Regions from separate parts of the Homo sapiens genome. Here region 1 is linked to region 2. The links are chromatin contacts, found by Hi-C in ENCODE. All regions are on one chromosome and are shown on one strand. Each heading gives the region's core, a stretch centred on a gene start or an enhancer-like site at or near the end of the contact. The rest is flanking DNA. Distances are from core to core; before and after follow the strand shown. Region 1 holds the start of RASA2 (RAS p21 protein activator 2). Region 2 holds the start of COPB2 (coat protein complex I subunit beta 2).

The links. A loop is a pair of places that touch in the nucleus more often than their neighbours do. Pooled maps may share reads with other maps.
Region 1: a map of B cell shows a loop between it and region 2 (16-fold over the local background). The contact joins the promoter of RASA2 here to the promoter of COPB2 in region 2. A Hi-C loop is called at or near these places in 2 of 168 maps with a recorded cell type or tissue (B cell and heart right ventricle) and 6 of 50 pooled maps.

Annotation. Positions count from the first base shown.
Region 1 is chr3:141,485,093-141,488,276 of GRCh38, reverse strand. RASA2 (RAS p21 protein activator 2) reads right to left here and starts at 1,250. Exons shown (of 24, transcript NM_006506.5): 1 at 1,061-1,250. The coding sequence starts at 1,193. RefSeq lists a silencer at 462-1,341.
Region 2 is chr3:139,388,339-139,391,556 of GRCh38, reverse strand. It overlaps COPB2 (coat protein complex I subunit beta 2), which reads left to right and starts at 1,910. Exons shown (of 22, transcript NM_004766.3): 1 at 1,910-2,009. The coding sequence starts at 2,007. It overlaps COPB2-DT (COPB2 divergent transcript), which reads right to left and starts at 1,754. Exons shown (of 5, transcript NR_121609.1): 1 at 1,624-1,754. It also overlaps the pseudogene LOC124906339. RefSeq lists enhancers at 1,073-1,182, 1,062-1,624, 1,393-1,692, 1,625-2,186, 1,983-2,232.

The DNA of each region.
Region 1 (3,184 bases), core at 1-2,500, 2.1 Mb before region 2:
AAGAAAATAATGCTAATTTTCGACAAATGCAAAAATAAATGTTATTGATCTCTCTTACAAACAGAAAACAAAAAGCACTTCATCTAAATAAACCACTGTGAAAAAAAAAATGGCAACCTGACACCAAAGGGTCGTTTTTAAAACTAAAATGTTCAAATGACAGAACTCAAATAATCTGTCCACAGTAATGCTCGGACAACTCTGAGCAAAATTTCGTATTTAGTCAACTGGTAGGCTCGCTCACTAAAGTAGCAATTACACGCATGAGAAGGAAGGGAATTAAGCGGGCTGAGTGCGGGCTGGGTGATTGTGTTTTGAGACCTGCTCACAGGAAGCCACTACATCCTGCCTTTAGTCCCGCCTGTCACGCCGTCCCTCGATTCAAGTCCCGGCCGCAGCGAGGTGGGGCAAGTACAGGTGTCCCGCCGAGCTCCTCCCGGGGCGCTCACCCGCGAACAGACCGCGCGGTAGCCACTCGGGCCCCAGGGCGGCCCGTTTCCTGCAGCTCAGGGCGCCTTTTTCAACCTCTCCCAGGCTCGCCGAGCCCAGGAAACGAACAGCCCCCTCCCCTCGGGCCAGCCCCACTTCCCAGCCCGCCACCTCCTCGGGCCGCGCCTCCGTATAATTACTGCTCGGCTCCCACCGCGGGGCCACTCCCCAGCGCCCGCAGCCGCGCGAAGGCCTGAGTCTGAGGGCGGCCGGAAGCTCCTCACGCCCCCGGACCGCGCCCCCGGCCGCGCCCCGGACTCCAGCGTCCCCGCGTCCAGGCCGCTCCCCACGACCGAGCCCCTCACGCCGGCGCAGCCCGGGCTCTCCCACCCCAGGCCCATCTCCAGCTCCCACTCCCTCCGGAGAGCAGCAGCCCCGGCCCACGCCGCCCCGTCGAGGCGACGCCGCCCCCCAACACACCCCCTTCCAGCCTCAACCGCGCCCGGCCCAGGCCCCCTCCCGGGCCCGCGATCCCAGCGCAGCTCGGCGCCGCCACCGCCGCGAACCCGCCGCCCCCTCAGCCTCGCGCCCAGCGCCGCCAGGGCGTCCCCTCAGCCCAGCCCCCGCTTACAGATCTTGCCCCGCAGGCTCTGCAACACTCGAACCTCGCGACTGTCCTGGTCCCCGGCCTCGGGCTCTGCAGTCGCACTCGCCGCTGGCGCCTCGGAAGAAGCCGCCGCAGCAGCAGGCGCCGCCGCCGCCATGGTGCCGCCCGGCCCGTGCCGCAGCCCTGCCGCCTGCGTAGCCGGGCGAGGCGGAGCCCAGCAGCGGCCTAGGCCCAGGCCAGCCGCGCGCCTGGCCCCGCCCCCGGGCCTCGGCCCGACTCGCCCCGCCCCGCCCCGCCCGCCGCGGCCCCGCCCCCGCCCCCCCCGGGTCTCCATTCACCGCCTTCGCCACCCCCGAGCCGGGCTACCCTGCAGAGAACCGTACTCCCGGCTTGGGGCGCTGGCTAAGGGTAGCTCCCAGTCGTGGCTCTGAGCGGCCTTAAAATCCCCACCAGGAGAACGCCCCGGCCCTCCCGTGATCCCTAAATCCTCCCGGGAATTGGGCTCCCCCAATGAATAGACCTGCACATCTCCTAACGCTCGCGGGAAATACAGGCCCTTCCCAATCAGGGAAACTCCCTGTGGGAAGAAAATAGAATGGAATTTGGCAGGTGGGTGGACCTCAAAAGTATCTTATTCAAAAGGAGGCAAGAGATGCATTTGAGGCTCTTCCAGTATTATCCAAATACTCCCCGCCAGCAAGCCAAACTCCTCCCACACAAATACTCTTTACTAGGACCAATTCTCTGCAAAACCTGGTTCAAGAAAAGGACCAGCCACCCCCAACTCCAGCGTGAGTGCAGTGCCTGAGACCCTCTCATAGAGAAATTCTGAAGCATTTACCATCACTTTTGTATTTCAGGAACAGAAAAAGCAAAGAAGGGCTCCCCCCCGCCACCGCCACCACTACTAAAAGTTGGCTTTGTTAAAAAGTTGACTGACCCTAGGAAATGTGTAAATCTTTGACTAATTGTTAGCTTTATTTCAAGGGAACTCTTTACAGTGAGTAAACTGCATGAATAATACCCTGGTATGTGATGAGGAAGACAATTTCCTGGTGTTGAGGTTGTTAACTACGCTGCCCTAAGAAGGAAGAAACTGTGACTTAATCGGGCAGGGTAATTCTTTTCCAGGGCAACAACAGGAATAAGCCAGTCAGTCAACAAATATTTTTTGAGGGTCAGACATAGTGATGGCCTCAGACCTCAGAGACTACACAAAGGTCAAGATGAAGAGAGCTCCAGCTCATTCTGGAGGGAGACACAGAAAAGGCCAGAGGCACTGGGAGATAAGAAATAGGACGGGGAAACCTGAAAACTGAAGACAAACGCGCCGCCTGTGCAAAGGCTGGACAGCCCCAGAGAATGGTCAGAGTTTAACATGGACCTGGCCAGCGAAGCTTCCAGTTCTGCCTGTGTTGCAGGTGACTTCTATTTCCCCATGTGATCTTTACACTTGTTGGATAAAGTGAACCACTTCCTCTTATATGAATGTTTTGCTGTCATTTCAAACATAAGTCCAAAACTTAATTTCCTGTCTCCCTTTCCAAATCTGAGTTCACATCTTATACTGTTACTCAGGCCAGAAACTTTGACTTTTTCTTATCCCTTGTCCCAATGCTGTTTTCAGTTGCCACATCCTTCTGACTCTGCTGAAATCTCTTCCTTCCTTTCCATTCTCTGTCATTGCCCTTGTTAAAATTATTCTCATTTAAAGAGTATCAACGTGTTACAGGGTTTTTTCCCCCTTATTTTTAAAGGCATCCCTTTTTAGAATCAGACATAGAGCCTGTTTCTACCCCTTTTACATTTGGGCAAGTTACTCAACCTTCCTAAACCTGTTTCTGTTTCTTCTCTTTCTTTCTTTCTTTTTTTTTTTGACAGTCTTGCTCTGTTGCCTAGGCTGGAGTGCAGTGGCACGATCTCAGCTCACTGCAGCTTCAACTTCCTGGGCTCAAGCTATCCTCCCATGTCAGCCTCCTAAGTAGCTGGGACTACAGGTGCGCGCCACCATGTCCAGTTAATTTTTGTATTTTTGGTAGAGATGGGGTTTTGCCATGTTGCCCAGGCTGGTCTTGAACTTCTGGGCTCAAGTGATCCATCCGCGTCAGCCTCCCAAAGTGCTGGGTGTAAGCCACTGCGCCCGGTTGA
Region 2 (3,218 bases), core at 661-3,160:
AGGTGGCCCAGTGGTATACAAAGATTTAAGCATTCCCAGCTGAGCCCCTTGACAATAGAGATACATCATTTTATTTTGTATCACTTAGTACTGTGCCAAATCCAAAAATACTCTCTCAAGTGCAAGAGTATTCAGGAGTTAGAAATATTGAAAGTTCCACTATTCAAGCAAATTAGGTATAGTTCATATAATTTTTTCAACTCAGGATCCTCAGTCACTCCATAGAGTAAGCAAAGTATGCAATTACTAGAATTATTAGTCTCAATTTACATAAGATCACACTGCTGGCACTAAACTCCAGTTCCAGACTCTTTTTTCCACTATTGAATGCCACAGAAACATAAAAAAAAAAAAAATGGAAGGATCTTTAGAAACCATGTAGCTGGATTTTTTTTAAGATGATGAAAACTGAGGCCCATGAAGAGAGTCACATTAGCTCAAGGCTCCTACTAAAGCCAAATAATTTCGTGCAAAATCATCTCCCTCTGATTATCATTATCTACACACACAAATACATAATTTTTCTTTTTGCCTTTCTGAAAATCTGGAGGTCTGAAAAGACTTTAAGATTTCTCTCAAGTTAAAAATACACGTTTGTACGTGTAACCAGAGGGCAAGTTTTCTATGGTCCACATGTTTTCTTAAAAAAAAAAAAAAAAAGGAAATACAGGAGATGTGCAGTGCGTGTGACAGGCAAATGTTCTCGAACTTTATTGTGTAGTGTAACCCCTATGGCACAGGCCCTTAGAATTCAGCCACATTAATGAAGAGATATTTTTATGTAGTAGAAAGAGCACAAACTTTGAGGTGTTTTGTTTTGAGACAGAGTCTTGCTCTGTTGCCCAGGCTGGAGTGCAGTGGCGCGATCTCAGCTCACTGCAACCTCCACCTCCTGGGTTCTAAGCGATTCTCCTGTCAGCCTCTGGAACAGCTTGGATTACAGGCGCCCGCCACCACGCCAGGCTAATTTTGTATTTTTAATAGAGACGGGGTTTCACCATGTTGGCCAGGCTGGTCTCGAACTCCTGACCTCAGGTGATCCACCCGTTTCGGCCTCCCAAAGTGCTGGGATTACAGGCGTGAGCCACCGCGCCCGGCCCAACTTTGAGGTTTTATCTGCCACTTACTATGCAGTCTTGGCTAGAACACTTAACTTCTTTGAGCCCGAGTTTCCTCATCATTAAATGGAGATAATTCAGGTTTGATGTGAAGATTTGAGAAGAAGGTATGTCTGACACACTGCCGAAGATCGATAAATATTTGTTGAATGAATAACACAGCCAGCCGAAGCTCAACAAAAGACACATACACAAACACACCCACACGGTTGGGTAGTTGCCGTCTCCCGGGGAGCTCCAGAAGTGTAAGCTCTCAGCCCTCCCTCTGACTTCAGAAGCCTGAAGCTACTAAGCCCGCAGCCCGGTGCGTCTCTTCGCAGCCTTAATCAGTGCCCGGGCAAAGGCCTGCAGAGAATTCTCTGGGCCTCGCACCAGGCCCCAAGAACACACTGGAGACTCGTTTCGCCTTCTCCCTCGCCGTTTCCCCCCTCCAGGGCCAGAGTCCGAGGAAGCCCGATAGCGGTTCTCGGCCTCCGAAACACAACTACAACACTGGGGAGCTTGCCCTGCAGTTAGCGTCCAGCGGGGATTAGGCACTTCGTTTTCCTCATCGTTTCAATCTCTATCTTCTGGTCGGGGTCCAAGCTCAGCGGCACCACGTCACGGCCCTTAGTGGTCTAGGCCACACCCCTCCTTCCCGACAGCCTCAAGTCCACTACCAGCGGTCTGGAAGGCCACGTTGCCTAGGAAACTGGGGCGGGGCTTGGGAAACGACGGCCCTGCGCGCAGTTTGCGCAGGCGCTCCGGCCCTGGCCTCTGACTATCGCGAGAATCGGCTCCCGGAAGTTCCACGTCAGTCAGTCTGACGGTCAGTGGATCGGTGGGTTTATCTCAAGGCCTGAGTAGCCGGTAACAAACGAGGGTTCCCGGGATTGGACCGACGCAGCCATGGTAGGTCCAGATCCCGTAGAAGGGAGCGGGGTCCCATAGGTTACGGCCGATTCCTGGAGCTTCTGGACTGAGGGCCGCGGTAAGCAGTGGTCTGGGCTCCCGCTGCGGCCGCCGCCTCAGGCCTTGCGGGGTCTTGGTCGTTTGATTCCAGGAAGGGAGAAGGCGGTGGGGCCTAGGGGACCGGGGTGATTTGGGGAGGCAAAGCCTGCTAGTGAGGGGTTTTGTCTCCCCTGGCGCTTGTGGCGCTTGCCAGAGCTCCTGCAGTCTGCAGCGGGATCGGTGGTGTAGGGAAACACAGAAGCCGAATGTGTTGAACTCCGTAGGAGGCTTTGGTAAAACTAAAGTTTGCCTTTAAAACGGTGGTAGTTAATCTACACTCCTGTTGGGCTTATTCTGGGGATAGTGTGTGCTGGCTACAAACTATAAACAAGCAAAGAAGCCAAAAACAAATGTATATGGAGTCAAAAATGGAATTTCAAATGCTTTGATATCTCAGCTGTTAGGTTTCTAAGGGGAGAAGAAGGGTTGGGAGGAAGGGGGTGCTGTTTATAACACTGGCTGGTGTGCTTTTATGCATTTGCAAATCCAGTGGCTGGTAAGAATAGTAATTGTTAGAGCACTTTGTTATTATCACCGTAACCCTAAAAAACGCCCTAGACTAGTTTGCACAAGAGTGTTATAATAATAAGGAAAGAAAACGATAGTATAAGAATATCTTCCGTCTCTATTGAAAATGCAAAAAAAAAAAAAAGAAATTAGCCGGGCGTGGTGGCGGGCCCCTGTAGTCCCAGCTACTCAGGAGGCTGAGGCAGGAGAATCGCTTGAACCCGGGAGGCAGAGGCTGCAGTGAGCCGAGGTCGCACCACTGCACTCCAGCCTGGGACAGAGCAAGACTCCGTCTCAAAAAAAAAAAAAAAAAAACTTGTTATGAAGCACAGAATCAAACATTTTGGAGCTTGAAGACGCTAGGGATTAAGTCCCTCATCTTAAGTTAAAAAATTTTTTTAAATTATGTTTCTACAAGGTTAATTGTGGCAAAGTTGGAACTAGGAAAAAGTTAGGAATACTCCCAGGGAAAATGCACAGAGAAACAAACATTTTTGCATAAAATTCAGTGCATTCATTCACAGACACCCCCCCCCACAATCCATGGACCTTCTTTTTTTTTTTAATTTGTTTTATAAAAAATATGGAACGCTTCACGGATTT